2 separate regions of the Mus musculus genome follow, and region 1 is linked to region 2. The links are chromatin loops, found by intact Hi-C in ENCODE. Cell type or tissue: heart. All regions are shown on one strand. Links, peaks and the distances in the headings refer to the core of each region. The heading gives the core; the rest is flanking DNA.

Region 1 (7,753 bases), core at 2,048-6,047, 380 kb after region 2:
ATTTTGGAATTTTTTGAGACAGGATCGACCTGTCCTTGGGTCTCCTGAACCCACTGTGTAGATCAGCTGTCCTTGAACAGAGGTCCACCAGCTCCTTCCTCCCCAGTGCTGGAATTAAAGAAATGAGTCACCAGCCTGGCTTATCTTACCATTTTTCAAAGTACAGTTCCGTTGTGTTGACTATATTGACAGCTGAACAACCAACCTCTAGACTTTTCTACGTCCGATAGTAACTGTCTTTTTCCTCCAGGAGCACCAGCAACTCCTGTTTCTACTACTAACTCCTGTGACTAGACACTCCCACAAGGTGAGCGAGTCCTTCTGTGGCTGCCTAACTTCATTTGGCACAAGAGCCCAATTCAGCCGGGCGTGGTGGCGCACGCCTTTAATCCCAGCACTTGGGAGGCAGAGGCAGGTGGATTTCTGAGTTCAAGGCCAGCCTGGTCTACAAAGTGAGTTCCAGGACAGCCAAGAGTATACAGAGAAACCCTGTCTCGAAAAACAAAAAACAAAACAAAACAAACAAACAAAAAAAAGCCCAATTCAACCATAGCTCCTGTCAGGGTTTCCATGGTTTGAAGTCTGAACAACACTCCCTGGAATGTACTTCCATTGTTTACCCCCATCTACTGACAAATAGTTGGGTTGCTTCAGTCTCCCGACTGCTGTGAATAGTTGAGCCATAAACATGGATAACGATTATCTCGTAAAGACCTGCTTTTGCCAGGCCTAGTGGCAAAGGTTCATCTCTAGGTGAGTGTGGTTCTCAACCTTCCTAATGCTGCAGCCCTTTAACACATACCTCATGTGACCCCAACCATAAAACTATTTTTTTTGTTACTTCATAATAATTTTGCTGTTATAAATTGTAAATATCTGACCATGCAGGCTATCTAATTCTGGACCCCTGTGAAGGTTGAGAACTGCTGTCTTACAAGTTTATAGGTAGCCTGGTTTACAGAAGTCCCAGGATAGCTAGGGCTGGCTACACTCAAGACCCTGTCTTGAAAGAACAAAGAAAAAAAGAGCTTGCTTTCCATTTTCTTTGTATGTGTAGCCTAGAGAGCTGCTAAATCATCAGTTATTCTGTTGTCCATCTGAAGTACTAATTTTAATGGCATCCAGCCGGGTTTACTGTCCTAGCAGAACATAAGAATTCTAGCTGCAACTCGGGAGGCAGAGGCAAGAGGATTTCTGAGTTCGAGGCCAGCCTGGTCTACAAAGTGAGTTCCAGGACAGCCAGGGCTATACTACAGAAAAACCCTGTCTCAAAAAACCAAAAAAAAAAAAAAAAAAAAAAAATTCTAGCCGCAGTTCCTCCCATCCTTACCAGCACTTGCTGTTTTTTTCTGTTTTCATAGTAAGCTTTCTAATAAGAACAAGGTGGCTTTGGCTTTCTCCCCACTGACTAATGACATTAGCCCTTTTTCTCCAACACTGAAAACATGTCAGGAAGCAAAAAGTTGAGATTTTTTTTGTTTTTGGAAACAGGGTTTCTCTGCATAGCCCTGGCTGTTCCTGGAATTCACTCTGTAGACCAGGCTGGGTTTGAACTCAAAGGATCCACCTGCCTCTTGCCTCCGTAGTGCTGGGATTAAAGGCATGTGCCACCCCTGCTGGACAAGTTAAGAATTCTTAATCATAAGCTAGAGAGATGGCTTAGTGGGTTGAGAACACTGGCTGCTCTTTGAGAGGACTTGGGTTTGACTTCCCAGCACCTATAAAGTGGCTCAAAACCATATACAACTCCAGGGGATCTACTGGCTTCCAGAGGAACACATAGCACACAGGCACATTTGAAGGCAAAACATCCATACACATAAAATACTTTTTTAGCCGGGCGTGGTGGAACACACCTTTAATCCCAGCACTCAGGAGGCAGAGGCAGTCGGATTTCTGAGTTCCAGGCCAGCCAGGGCTACACAGAGAAACCGTTTTGAAAAAACAGAAACAAACACCACCCCCCCCCAATTCAATCAAACAAACAAACAAACAAACACCTTTTTCTCACTATAAGCAACAAACTGTACCTGTTCTGTTTTACTGAATTATCAACTGCAAATACACTTAAAAACAAACAAACTTATTTTATAAGCATGGGTGTTTTGCCTGCATGTGTGTAGGGTGTAGGGGTACAGGATTACCCAGGAGCTAGTTACAGGCAGTTGTGAGCTGCCATGAGAATGCTGCGACTTGAACCCAGGTCTTCTTCTGAAGAGCAGCCAGTCTCCCCATTCCTAAAATTTTAAATCTGGCTGAGGTTTTTGTTTTGTTTTTTAGACAGGATTTTAAAGCCCAGGCTGCCTCTGCCTCCTGAGTGCTAAGAAAAAGGCCATAGGTATGTCCTACCATGCTTGACTGAAGTCTGCTTTTCTTTTTTTTAAAGATTTTAATTATTATTACAAATTAAGTACACTGTAGCTGTCTTCAGACACACCAGATGAGGGCATCAGATGTCATCAAGAATGGTTGTGAGCCACCATATGGCCACCAGAACCTGAACTCAGGACCTTTGGAAGAGCAGTCAGTACTCTTACCCACTGAGCATCTTGCCAGCCCTAAAGTCTGCTTTTCAAAATGACACCTTTTTAAACAAAATACACTATCTGAGTACATTTTCTATAAAAACAATTAAGTTCCAAGTAGCAGCTATCATAATATGATGCACAGTTGGGCAGAATCAGGAAGGCAATGAAATGCAGTCCAAATGCATCACCAACAAGATGCTGGAAACGGAGAAGTCCGCAGGCTATGGATGGCTGTCACACACAAGGCAAGGCACTGCCCTCCTAGGACAGGGTCTTCTATAGCCCAGATTGGCCTCAAAACCTGATACATAGCAGAGGGTGACCTTTCTTGAACTTGACTCTCCAGACATCCCCGCTTGCCTCAATTAAGCAGAACCTGCCAACACACCCAGGTCCTCTACAGAGCAGGCTACATCCCTAGCCCAAGGCAAGGTGCTTTTAATAAATCCTACAAAGAAAGCGACTTTCTACGTGAAATATCAAGAGAAGAGATTTGTTTTTGTGGTGATGAGACCTAAAGAAACTGTATTTACTTCAGATCTCACATTAGGATGCAAAAACCCAGAAGCTAGGCTGTGTCCACCACCATTCCTGGCCCAGCAATACCTCTTACTGCCATTCCTTACTGTACCAAGTCCTGTGGTTTTCTTTCCTTCCTGGGTGAGGGGTAGGAGGTTGGTTTGGTCTTTAGAGCCTCTGCCGCCTGAGCTGGGGTTAAAGGCTTGTGCCACTACGCCTGGATCAGGTCCTATTTTAATACATTTGTCTTGCCTGGCTCGTTATCTCTGAATTACTTAACAGCTATGTTTACTAGCCTGCCTGTTTCTCCCAGCTTTAAGCTCTCTAAAGGCAGTGCCTGTCTGCAGTAAAGTGTGCTCAGTGACCAGCAGACTGTCACGAGTGAACAGTAAATATCAATAAATATCAAGTACAGAGACTTCTCAGCTGGTGAGTGAGGAAAAGGCGTCTTAGCTTCCTTCCTTGAAAAAGATGTTGAAGGTCTGGAGAAATGGCTCAACAGTTAAGAGCACTGACTGCTCTTCCAGAGGTCTGAGTTCAATTCCCAGCAACCACATGGTGGCTCACAACCATCTGTAATGAGATCTGACTCCCTCTTCTGGAGTGTCTGAAGACAGCTACAGTGTACTCATATAAGAAAAACAAAAAAACAAACAAAAAATCCTAACATAAGCCGTGTTCGAAGCCAACCTGGACTATGTATGTATGTATGTATGTATGTATGTGTGTGTGTATGTATATATAAATTTATTTAAGGCCAGTTTGGTAAGCCCTGTCTCAGGCAAAACTAAAAACGCTATAATAAACCGGACCCGGCGACCGCGTCTGGAAGTCCTGCACCATGAACTCTTCGCAACAAATCCCGTCTCAAAAAGAAAAGGCGGCTACCGAGACTCTTTTAAGTTTCTATCATAACTTAGGCGGCCAGCGGCGAGACTCCCGGAAGGAGAGGAACGCCGTGCCCCGCCACAGGGCGGGTTGCCTCGGTTTTCCCAGTCATGGAGGCGGGAGCCCAAGGCCGCGGCGTCTGCAGCCTGCCGGAGGCCGCCGCTCGGCTTTTCTTCCCGCCTCCATGCGGCGCGGGCCGAGCCAAGGAGCGCGGGAGGCCCGGGGCGCCTCTCCCAACGCGCCCCGCGGAGGCGAGGGGAGCCTAACGCCCGGGCGCTCGGGACGCGCGCGACCGGAAGCGCGCGGCCGGCCCCACCCCCACCGCGCCCCTCCCCCACCGCCCGCCGAGCCGCGCGCGACCCCCGGCCGGCGCGTGGCCGCCATTGCGTCCCCGCCGGCGCCGCCTTCCCGCCCGGGCCGCCTCGCGCTCCGCCGCGCCCCACTCACCCGCGGGGCCGCCTGGCCGCTGCCCGGGGCAGGAAGCTCCACTCCCCCGTCCCAGGCGGCGCCGACTTTACTCCTCACTTGCCAGCCGCGCACCGCAGCGAGGTGGCGCGCGTCCCAGGGGTCGGCGGGGTGCGGGAGGAGAGCGTAACTCGAGAGCCAACCGTCGCGGCTACCGTTTCCCGGCCGCGAGGGGCGTCGCAGGCGGCATGATCCGCACAGGCCGGGGGCCGGGGCTGGGGGGGGGGGGGGGGGCGGCCGAGGAGTGCGCGGGAGCGTGGGGAGGGGCGTGGCCTGCGCGCCGGCGTGCTGCGTCACCGCGTGGTCACGTGAGCGCCGCCATCTTGGCGAGCTCGGGAGCGCGCGGGCCGCCACGGGGACGCTGGGGGAGCTCCGGGGATCTTGGGGCAATGGCGCGGGGTCCTGACCTCCCTCTCTCGCGGGCGGGACAGCTGACCCTCGGCTACCTGCTCTGTTTAAGTAACTGTAAAACCTTGCGCTGCCATCTTAGTGCTTCGGAAAGGACTTAGCATGTCCTTGTGGGGAGTTGACCTTCATACAGATGCCTTTATCTCAGCCTTGGCAAGGTTCTGCTAGGGCATCATAGCGGTTTGCTCGCTCGCTTGCTTGTTTTTAGCATGCCCTCTACAAAGTGCATTATCAAATGTTTTGAGAAGTTGTATTTGACACCTTCCCTCCTAATAACTGGGTGAGTGAAGACTTTGGTTTTGAGCCTTCAGAACATACGATGTGATGTAAAACTGAAGCGTTTAGAAGGGCTTATTAGACTCCAGGCACCGTGATTCAGCAAATATTGCCCAATAAAGCTAAGGCCGATGACTACCTTTAAATAGAAGTACTCGGGTTTTGACTGATTAGGCTAGTTACCCAACCTCTCTGGAGTCGCTATCAAATTTATGGAAATTGCCAGGCGTGGTCAGCTGTGCCTCTGACCCCAGCACTTTGGGTTGGCAGGCACAGTGCTATCTCTTATCTTCATAGAAAGTTCCAGGCCCGGCAAGGCTATACAAAGAAAGCCTGTCTTAAAAAACTATGGAAAGTACAACACTAAGTCAGAGTCTCAACATTATGGAAAGTGACCTACAAAGTAAGGTCGGGGGAAAGCTTGCAGATACCAGCCTGGCCTGAACAACAGGCCAGCAGCAGTCATTCCATCACCCATAGTGTTTTTAAAAGGGGTCCTTTTTTTGAGATTATATTATCATTTCTCTCTTTTCCTCCCTCCAAACCTTTATTTTTTCTTTTAAAGATATATATATGTGTGTGTGTGTGTGTGTGTGTGTGTGTGTACACACATATAAATATATATTTGGTTTTTCAAGACAGGGTTTCTCTGTATAGCCCTGGCTGTCCTGGAACTCACTTTGTAGACCAGGCTGGCCTTCAACTCAGAAATCCGCCTGCCTCTGCCTCCCAAGTGCTGGCATTAAAGGCGTGTGCCACCACGCCCGGCCTATATTTATTTTTTATGTAGCTGTCTTCAGACACACCAGAAGAGAGCATCATATCCCATTACAGAGCCATCATGTGGTTGCTGGGAATTGAACTCAGGACCTCTGGAAGAGCAGTCAGTGCTCTTAACCACTGAGCCATCTCTCCAGCTCTTTCCCCCCTCCAAACACTTCTATACATTCATCCTTTCTTTCAAGTGTTTGCTTTTTAAATATATTATTGTAAATTTTGTGTGTCTGTGTGTCTCAGATGGGGAATGGTATGCGCACAGGTTTCTTCAGAATCCAGAAATGAGCGTTGGATCCTCTGGAGTTAGAATTACAAATGGTTGCTGTCAGGTCCCAAAGAAACCCAGGACAAATGGCTAACTGTGGTGTCTGTTAGCATGCCAAAGCACAGGCTGGTAGCCAGGCTCACAATCTGCTCTTCTCTAGCACACACCAACCCCCTACCCTAAACCCAGGCTGAGGGCCTTCAGTTCTCTTCCCCCAGCTTCTGAGTTCCAAAAATCCTGCCAGTTTGGCCATCTCTCTTGGCTCTTTGCCTCTTCCAACTTTCTCTTCCTTTTTCTTGCTCTGCCCCCTGTCAAAGCTCTGGTCAGTCTGTTATTTGTCTCCCTGCCCTGGCCTCTTCCCATGCCTCTGGCTGTACTCTCTCCCACATCTACACTCAAAGCCTTCTCCTCAACCATATGCCTCAGAACGGTCATGTCCTCATTTCATTCAGCTGTGAGCTGTCTGATACATGCCGGAAACCTAACATGAGACCTCTGCAAGAGAAGCGTTCTCATCCTTTAACCTGGAGACATCTCCCAGCCCCTGCTGATCATTTAAAAATAAAGAGAAGGATGAAGAACTATCTGAGAGGATCCCTGGATTGTGTGTGGTGGCACTCACCTGAAGGTCCAGCACTTGGGGGTAAAGGCTAGAGGGTCTGGACATCAGCTCAGCAGGACGGATGAGTCTGGAACTGTAGGATGGGTATCTTCCACTGTTTATTTACCTCCCTTACATCCTGCACACGCTGGCAGTCATTGGAATAGGACTTCTTGACCGAAAGGAGGGGAGTGTGCCATGCTGATTGGCAAGGACTCAGAATCCCTACCTCCCAGAGCTGATTAAAGCGAGGGGCCTGGCATCTCTGGGTATTGGATGTTGCCTGATAATTTTTATTTTTTAAAGACTTATTTTACTTATATGAGTACACTGTAGCTGTCTTCAGACACACCAGAAGAGGGCATCAGATCCCATTACAGATGGTTGTGAGCCACCATGTGATTGCTGGGAATTGAACTCAACGACCTCTGGAAGAGCAGCCAGTGCTCTTAATGACTGAGCTATCTCTCCAGCCCCTAGTCCCAACTTTTAATTGAACTAGAACCAGAGCTCAATGTCAGGTGAGTCCCATTGAATTGTTTCGGCCCAGACTTTGGGGACTTCGGCTAGGAACCTCTGAAGTAACGGGCTTGGAGATAGGCTGGCTGAGGGAACAGTTTGTGTTCCTATTCTTGGGCCAAGGTCAGAGCATGGATGGGGCCATTCTTATCCAGCACTTCCACTCCCTCTAGACCAAAATAGTGGGTTTCCATCTTGGTGAGGAGGTCTCTTCCCAGCAGGGGATATGGGCAACCAGGAATGACCATAAACACGTGAGTTACCCATTGCACTCCCAAGTCCACCTTTCTTCAGGTAGTCAGTGGTAGGGCTTGGTGCTTGTTGCCCCTTGCATCCTTGCACCCATGTTCACCAGACAGTCTGCAGGCTTCCCCTCCACCTTTAGGGTTGCCCAGGGTTCATGGAGGGTGTTAAGCCCCGACACCCTCAGTCATCTTCTAATTCCAGAACCTTTGGACCATCTCTTTGATGTTTTCTTAGGATACTCATCTTGGCACTCATGCTCCC
Region 2 (7,753 bases), core at 1,638-5,637:
AAACAAGTTTGTAAGCAGAGCTACTAGACGGGCCAGGGTGCACAGGGTGGGGAGCAAGCAGAAGAGCTGCAAATAAGGCTGCCTTATTTCTTAGAGCCAGGAAAATAAGGATGGTCTCGGCACCCTCGCGCCCGAAGGTGCTGGCTTCTGACTGGGCAGAAGGCGCCGTTCCCACTAGCATACTGATTGATGGAGGCTAACTTGGCCATGTTCCCTTTCGAATAGAGGGCAGGTCTGAGGACCCGTTCCGGGGTCTCCGGACTGCTGGTGTCTTAGGGGACTCCTCTGGGTGATCTCCCCCGGGCTGTGCTGTAACCAGTCCTGACTCTGTGGGACCCACGGTTCTCAGTGTTTACCTCACGGGTTCCTAGTCAAGGTCGACCTCCAAAGAGTGAGTGACTGGAAGTTAACCGTGAGAAGGGCGGCGGGTGGAGGGGTGGGGAACGCGACCATGTTCTCACAAACATTAGCAACGCACAGGGGCGGCTACGAGTCCGGGCCCCGAGGAGGAAGCGCCAGAAGTCCCCGGCGGGCGAGAACGGGTCCTCGAGGGCCTGGGCCGTGCAGCGGAGCCGGCACCTCAGCAGTTAAGCTCGGCCGAGGCCTGTTGTTCCGAGGCGCGGCGCCCCGCCTCCGCCCGCCCTCCATTGGCTTCCCCAAATCCCTGCTCTAGCTCGCCATTCGCTCCAGCCGCTGTCCGTCACGGAAAAGCCCCCCCACCCCACACACAGGAGCCCGCGGCTCCAAACTGCGCCACACGGTTTATGGGGTCGGGGCCCAGAGGGCCGAGCGGCTGCGTTGTGGGGGTGGAGGGGGGCGGCCACGTCAGGTGCGGCCGCGCTGTGCGGCCCGCTGAAGAGAGCCGCACAGACCGCCCCAGGCCCGACGTCCCCCAGCCCGCTCGACCCGAACCCGCCCGCTTCCCCGACGGCCCCCGCCACTTCCCGGCCTTGCCTTTGCTGTTCATGGTGGCTCTGAGTCCGCTCCCACTCGGCGTCGCGGACGGTTATTTTTCTCGTCCTCTTCCTGTTCGGAGTCACTTCCGTGTCACGTGACGTTCGTCCACTCTGCGTCAGGAGATGCCCGAGTGCGCCGCCGCCGGAAACCCCGCCCCCTCGCAGGCCGGCCAGTCGCGGCAAGGAGGGCGCTCGCGGCCCTGCTCTGCTCGGAAGCCCCGCCCTCCCCGCGCGCTCTGCCCTCACGGCGCGCGCCTCCTCTGGGCTCGGCCCCGCCCCTCCCTGCGCGGCTTCGCCCTCACCGCGCGCTTTGCCCTCACTAATTGCCCCGCCCTCCCTGCGAGGCCCCGCCCTCCTCGCTCTCCCCGCGTTCCTTGCTCTCTCTGCGCGGCCCCGCCCTCACCGCGGTCCTTGCTCTCACCGTGCGCCCCGCCCTTATCACGAGCCACTCCTTCCCGCGCGGCCCCGCCCTCACCGCACCGCTAGCCCCGCCTCCCTGAACGCTCCGCCTTCACCGCGGGCTCCTCCTTTCTGCGCGGCCCCGCCCTCCCTGCGCGACCCCTCCCTCACCGCGCGCTCCTCCTTTCTGCGCGGCCCCGCCCTAAAGAAAGCGGAGTCAGCTCATCTCAGGGCGACTTCCTCACTGTGAGTCGCCTCTGCTCACCAAATTCAGGTGTGAACACAGGCTGTCACGACTCCACAGTGCCTGCGAGACGCAGCCCAGACCTCAGACCTTAGCCTGTCCGCCGTTCTGGTCCTTCCAGGCCTCTTGTTGAGGGCCCAGCGCCTGGCTTCGTGCTCGGAGATGGACCGTGTCCCCGCGCCCCGCCCCCTGTCCTGAGATAGACCGTGCCCCAGCACAAGCTGAGGGGACGCAGCCAGCACCTGCACCCTGGCCTGGCACGTCCTACGGGGACCTGAAAACTCCCTACAGATGTTGTGAGTGGTTTAGCCCGCGCTCAGTTGTCCAGAAGAGTAGCGACGACGTCTCTTAGGACAGTGATCACATTTTTTCCCGTTTCCTCGTTCCAGAATATCTGCTGAGCAACCGAACGCGCTCTCATAGATGCACAGAGGAACCGACCGCCGCAGCTGTCTGCAGAAGTTCGTGTTGTGCGTGGTCAAGTAGATGGGCAGGCTTTGGAGGGAGAGGTCCTTGGTGAACGGACTCCTGATTCGTCCGACACCGAAGGCCTTGCTTGTGTGTCAGGTGTCTATTTAACAGTTTGCGTGGCGTCCTGTAAATGCAGTTTCGTCCAGTCGGCAAGCACAGCAGCCTGAGAGGCTGATCTAGTTCAGCCTGGGGACCTGCGCATGAGTGTCATGGGTTCACGCCGACACACATATAAAAATAAACATTCGAGAAGAAAAGAAAAACTGATCTAAAGGACAGGTTACAGACTTGAGTTTTGTGTTCGGCCTCCCAGGTTCCGGGTCAGTATTTCCATTTTGGTTTCCTGTCAGCACACAGAGCATCCCCTAACTAGGCTGCGCTAACTAAAGGATGTTAGGGAACTCTCTTGGGTATTTTTTAAGTTCCCATTAAGTATTTATATTAATTTGATTTGGATTAAATCAGTATCATAAAGACTGTGGTATTTACATTTCCTTGACTAAAGCAAAGTATCCATAGACATATGAAATAAAAACAATAGTAGCAACAACATAAATTTAAAAAGTCAGATGCTGCTATGGGGTAACCATTCCAAGGACCACTGTCTTATGAAGAAAAGGTTAATTCAATATCCAGGCCCTCCTAGGGCTGACTCCTGAACGTGATAGCTGCTCTCGGCTTGGTCGATCGCTCCTATGCTAGGTGCCTGATACTTTGCTTAATATCCTGAACCCAAGGCCTGGGGATGCAGGAGCACCCCGCGGGAAATGGGGAGCTGCAGGCCGCTGCTGTTTCCACCAGGTGGAGCTAAGTAGCAGCTGGCTCCAGTCCCGGACAGCAGGGCGCATCGGTGTTTGTTCACTTAGCAAACACGCTTTCTTACAGGAATGTAGCAACTACTTAATGAATGCCCACTGTGTCAGGCCCCATCTTAGGTGCTAGAGAAACAACTGCGACGAGGCGGGCAGAGTCTTCCACCATTTTGAAACTAACAGCCTAGAAAAGCCACTGTAATCGTAGTGCGGCCTTTAGAGACAACGAGTACACCTGCGATGCCAGGAAGCGCACATAGATGAGGGCCTACTATCTTCTCCTTAAGGGACGGTTTCCCGGGGGAAATGATGCCTGAGACGAAATTTGAGGAGTGCATAGCCACTAAACAAGTGAAGAAGATCCCCGGCGAAAAGGAAGACATCACTCATACCATAGCGCTCAGAGAGTGCGGCCAGATCACAGAAGGCAGGACTGGTGGGAGATGAAGCTGAAGAGGAAGCAGGAGCCAGGCAGTGCTGAGCCCAGGGCAGAGCCTGGGTGGAAACACGCCTTCTGTCCGGAGGACCCTGACTTGCCACTGAAGAGTTTTAAGTAGAAAAGTCACATGGTCATGTGGGTCTTTTTTAAAGAAAAAAACAAAACATAAAACATTTTATAATTACATTTTGAGTATTCGTGTTTGTGTATGCACCTGTGTTTGTGGGTGCTGCTGTACCTCAGCAGGTAAAATACAAACCATGAAAGCCAGATCACCTGAGGACAGTCCCCAGAACCCATAGTGGAAGGAGAAACCAACTTCTGAAAGTTGCCCTCTGTCCTCCACAAGTGCCTACACACACAGACATAAATTAGCAATACTAAATTTAAATTTAAAAATAAGTTAATAGGGGCTGGAGAGATGGCTCACAGGTTAAGGGCACTGACTGCTCTTCCAAAGGTCCTGAGTTTAAATCCCAGCAACCACATGGTGGCTCACAACCATCTGTAACAAGATCTGATGCCCTCTTCTGGAGTGTCTGAAGACAGCTACAGTGTACTTACATATAATAAATAAATAAATAAATAAATCTTTAAAAAAAATAAATAATAAATTTAAATTTAAAAATAAGCTTTAAGGAAGAGATTGGGGAGATGGCTCACTGGTAAAACATTGGCTCTACAACCAATAAGAACCTGAGCCTGGGCACCCAGCACCCAGCACCCAGCAGAGGGCAGCAGCTAGGGAGGCAGACACAGGCGGCCCTTAGATGCAGGTGGTTCCAGGTTCAATAACAGCCTCCTGATATATATAAGAATATAGCTGTAGGAACTTGGAAGGCTGAAGCAGGAGAACCTTGGTCTCAGGAGTTAAAGACCAGTCCAAACAACATAAGACTCTACTTCCAAAAGAATAATACACACGGCAGAAAGGATTCCATTTCATAAAACATAGAAATTAAAATCTAATGTAGAGTGACCTAAATGTGAATTAATGGCCAGCTGTGAGGGCAGAAGAGAAAGGAAAGGAGTTTAGAAGGAGATTTAGAAAACTTGCATCTGGAAGCTGACAGCGCGAATTTTGAAGAAAAAACAAAACAAAACAAAACAAAAAAACCCTTACCCAGGGCAGGAAAAGACAAAGAATTTATTGAAATACAGGACAAGACAGGCGGAGGGTGAACATGACGCGGGATCATGTGACTGAGAGGAAACCACTTTCTCCTGTAACGGTCAACAGTGAGTTGCTAAGTCTCATGGGCCATTTGTCAGGATTTAAAGACCTTCATCTCTGTCGTAAGTGGTTCCTGTGCAGAGTGAGTTGGTTGTTTTGTTTTGTCTTTTTGTTTTGTTTTGTTTTGTTTTTTTTTAAGACTGGCCATTTGAGTAGGGAACTGTATTCCAGCACTTACTTTTCTTAGGACTGGAGAGATGGTTGAGTGATTAAGAGCACTGGATGCCCTTTCAGAGGACCCAGGTTTAATTCCCAGCTCCTACGTGGCACCTCACAACCATCTGTAACTCCAGTTCCAGGGGATCCAATGGCCTCTCTGGTCTTGTGGTCACTGCACATAAATGATGCCCAGACGTTTTTATTGAATGTGATTATCTTGTCTGTTGAACTGAGCTACAACGTACCATTTCACATTTGGCTTTGTGATGGTTGGTTTTCATTGTCAGCTTGACAATACAGAACCCCTTGGGAATGAGTCTCAATAAGGATTTTTCTAGATTTAGGTTGGGCTGGGGTATGTCTTTCTTTGGGGGATTGATTGTCTTAATAGAGGTAAGTTTGAGGCCAGCCTGGTCTACATTGAGCGAGATCCAGGACAGGCAAACTATTGTAGAGAGATCATGTCTCAAACAAACCAACAAAATGGACATGCTGGTGCACACCTGCAAACCCAGCACCGAAGAGACTGTCTCAGGAGAATCATGAGTTCAAGACCACCCTCGGTTACATAGTGAGACCCTCTCCAAAGAGTGAAAAAGGTCCAATTGTATATTATAAACATGTACAGCTTGTTATATATCTATTACATCTCAAGGTAGCATTACTAATTATTGTGTACATGTGTGTGTGGTGTGTACATGTGGGCACTTGTGTCATGCATGGCACATGTATAAAAGACCAGAGGACAGCTCTGTGGAGACAGTTCTCTCCTTCTAGCTCTACATAAAGAACTCTGGTCTCTGGGCTTACAAGGCATGCAGGTTGCCTTTGCCTGCCAAGCCACCTTGCCAGTATAACTGAAACTTTTGAAGAAGTAATATAGATGAGGGTTAGAAAGATGGCTCGTGGTTAAGAATGCTTGCCATGCTCACAGAGGGCTGGGCCTGGTTCCCAGCATCCACATGGCAACTTACAACAGTCAGGAACTGTAGGGATCTGACACCTTCTTCCGGACCACAGGGCACAGGGTGTGCACATGGTGCACATACGTACATGCAGACAAATGCACAGATAATAAGGAAAGTTAAGAAAATAATGGGGTAAAAAAAGAGCATATGAAATTGAAAGAAAATTAAGGGGGTGGATAATGGAGGGATCAGAGGGGAAGAAATCGATAGTGGTATAATAGGCACATCTCTACTAATCCCAGCACTTGGAAGGCGGACCCTGTGGAAGCAAAATGAAAATCAGTATGTCTTCACCTCTCTCTCCCCCAACCCCTGCCCCACCCCTCGGTCTGTCTGTCTGTCTCCCTTCCTCCTTCACAGTCTGCTGTTTTCTGACTTGTTTTCACGTTTCTGATCTCCTTAATCACTTCAGGCACTTCAGGGCAGAGGCCCTTTGTCAGAGCAGTTCTGGGTGTGGCACTTGCTGGGTGTTTCTGTAGAACCTAGGAAGGAGTGAAGGCAGAGGCAGGAAGATGTCTGAGTTTGGGGCCAGACTCACAGAGTGTTATCTAGAGAACAGTCAGGGCCACATAGTGTGATCCTGTCTGGGAGGTAGTGGGGGGGGGCAGCAATAATAATCTTGAGATGAAGAGGGAAGAAGCCAAAGATGATACTAATGAACTCTTTTAATGCACCCTGGAGTAGATTGATTCTGAATGGAAAGTCACAACATAATTCAGTAAATGCTGCCCTGGGGATGAGTAAGCTATGACGTAAGGGTGCTGGAAATGATTGTTTGTCCTCAAAAGGTTCCTGTGCTGGGAGCTTGGTCCCCCCTTCCCCCAGTGTCAGGCAGGGCACAGGGATGTGGGCAGTGACTGGGATGGGGCAACTTGGAAAGGGTTCCAGGAAGGTGATCTGGGAGGGCCAGTTATGTCCCCTGGGACGGGATCAGCTTTTGCAGGAGTGAGTTGTTGTGAGGCTGTGACATGCTTGTCCCCTTTCTGGTTGTGAGGCAGGCAGTGGACCCTGAATGAGAACATAGACACCATGCTGTTTGTATCCTCACAACCAAAGTCGTGAGCCCAACAAAGTATCCACTCTTGGGTACCCATTACAGCAGTACAAACAGACTACACAGTAACTTCCCCGTTGGCCCTCTAGTCTCCATTAGTCTGATTTAAGGTCTTTTTGTGAAAGTGCACCTTTATTGAACACCCACAACATGTTGTGATCATTCTTGTGTGACAGAGAATAAAGCGATCTCCTAGTTCTCACACCAAAGAGGAGGCTGGGGCTGTGTGAAGCATCCAGCCGACTCTTTGAAGGGATCTTTTCAAAGCTGTGGCTGGCCTCTATGTAACTAAGGGAACGGCTATTACCAGATAGTTGGTGGGAAATGGAGCCTTCTCTCCTAGTCTCAGCAAGACATTTTAGGAAAGGCGCAGACCCTGCTATGCACAATAACTTTAAAGCACTAACTGTACTGCCTCTGGGCAGCCTACTGAGTCCTGGCTGGAGCAGGACCTCCTCTGCATTGGTTTTAGTGCATTCTGTCTGTGAAACCTCAGCTTTTGCATTAGAATGGCTTAAGACTTGTTTAAAATGCAATTAAATGGAGTGATCTAGATGCATATTCTTTGCTGGTTTGGGGGTTTGAGATTTAACTATTCTTTGAGAGGTGTTTGTGTGTGTGTGTGTGTGTGTTTGAGAGAGAGAGAGAACATGTATACATGTTTGCTGTGTCTGAGTGTGTGCATACATGTGAGGTGTGTGTGTGTATGTGTGTGCGTGTGTGTTTGAGAGAGAGAGAGAACATGTATACATGTTTTGCTGTGTCTGAGTGTGTGCACACATGTGAGGTGTGTGTGTGTGTCTGTGTCTGTGTTTTCCAGAGTTACCTGAGAAGAAGAACTTGCTGCTTTCTCTGTTCCTCAGTCTGCCCAGGAGACTGGAATGAGTTGAGACTTTTGGTATAACTCTCCCTAGACAATTTCATGTCCCTACAAGGCCACTAGCACCTCTTCCTTGCCTCTTCCCACAAACTGCCCCCATTAATAAATAAGTTTATTTTTAATATTATTTTTTTAAG

The links. A loop is a pair of places that touch in the nucleus more often than their neighbours do. Peaks named below come from ENCODE experiments on the same cell type or tissue, not always from the same donor. Only the 100,000 strongest peaks of a DNase experiment are listed, where the experiment ranks them.
Region 1: a loop joins it to region 2, with 2.0 times the contacts of the local background. A loop is called at or near these places in 1 of 42 quality-filtered maps.

The regions. Positions count from the first base shown.
Region 1 is chr15:100,224,712-100,232,464 of GRCm38, reverse strand. Atf1 (activating transcription factor 1) reads right to left here and starts at 4,606. Exons shown (of 7, transcript NM_007497.3): 1 at 4,383-4,606. In heart, for the core only: CTCF peaks have their summits at 3,677 (motif pointing left) and 4,517; DNase peaks (open chromatin) are centred at 4,374, 4,694 and 5,294; H3K4me3 peaks cover 2,985 bases; H3K27ac peaks cover 3,352 bases.
Region 2 is chr15:100,608,926-100,616,678 of GRCm38, reverse strand. It overlaps C330013E15Rik (RIKEN cDNA C330013E15 gene), which reads left to right and starts at 1,569. Exons shown (of 2, transcript NR_045701.1): 1 at 1,569-1,895; 2 at 1,989-2,539. It overlaps Dazap2 (DAZ associated protein 2), which reads right to left and starts at 1,017. Exons shown (of 4, transcript NM_011873.2): 1 at 955-1,017. The coding sequence starts at 967. In heart, for the core only: a CTCF peak has its summit at 4,037 (motif pointing right); a DNase peak (open chromatin) is centred at 2,858; H3K4me3 peaks cover 1,578 bases; H3K27ac peaks cover 949 bases.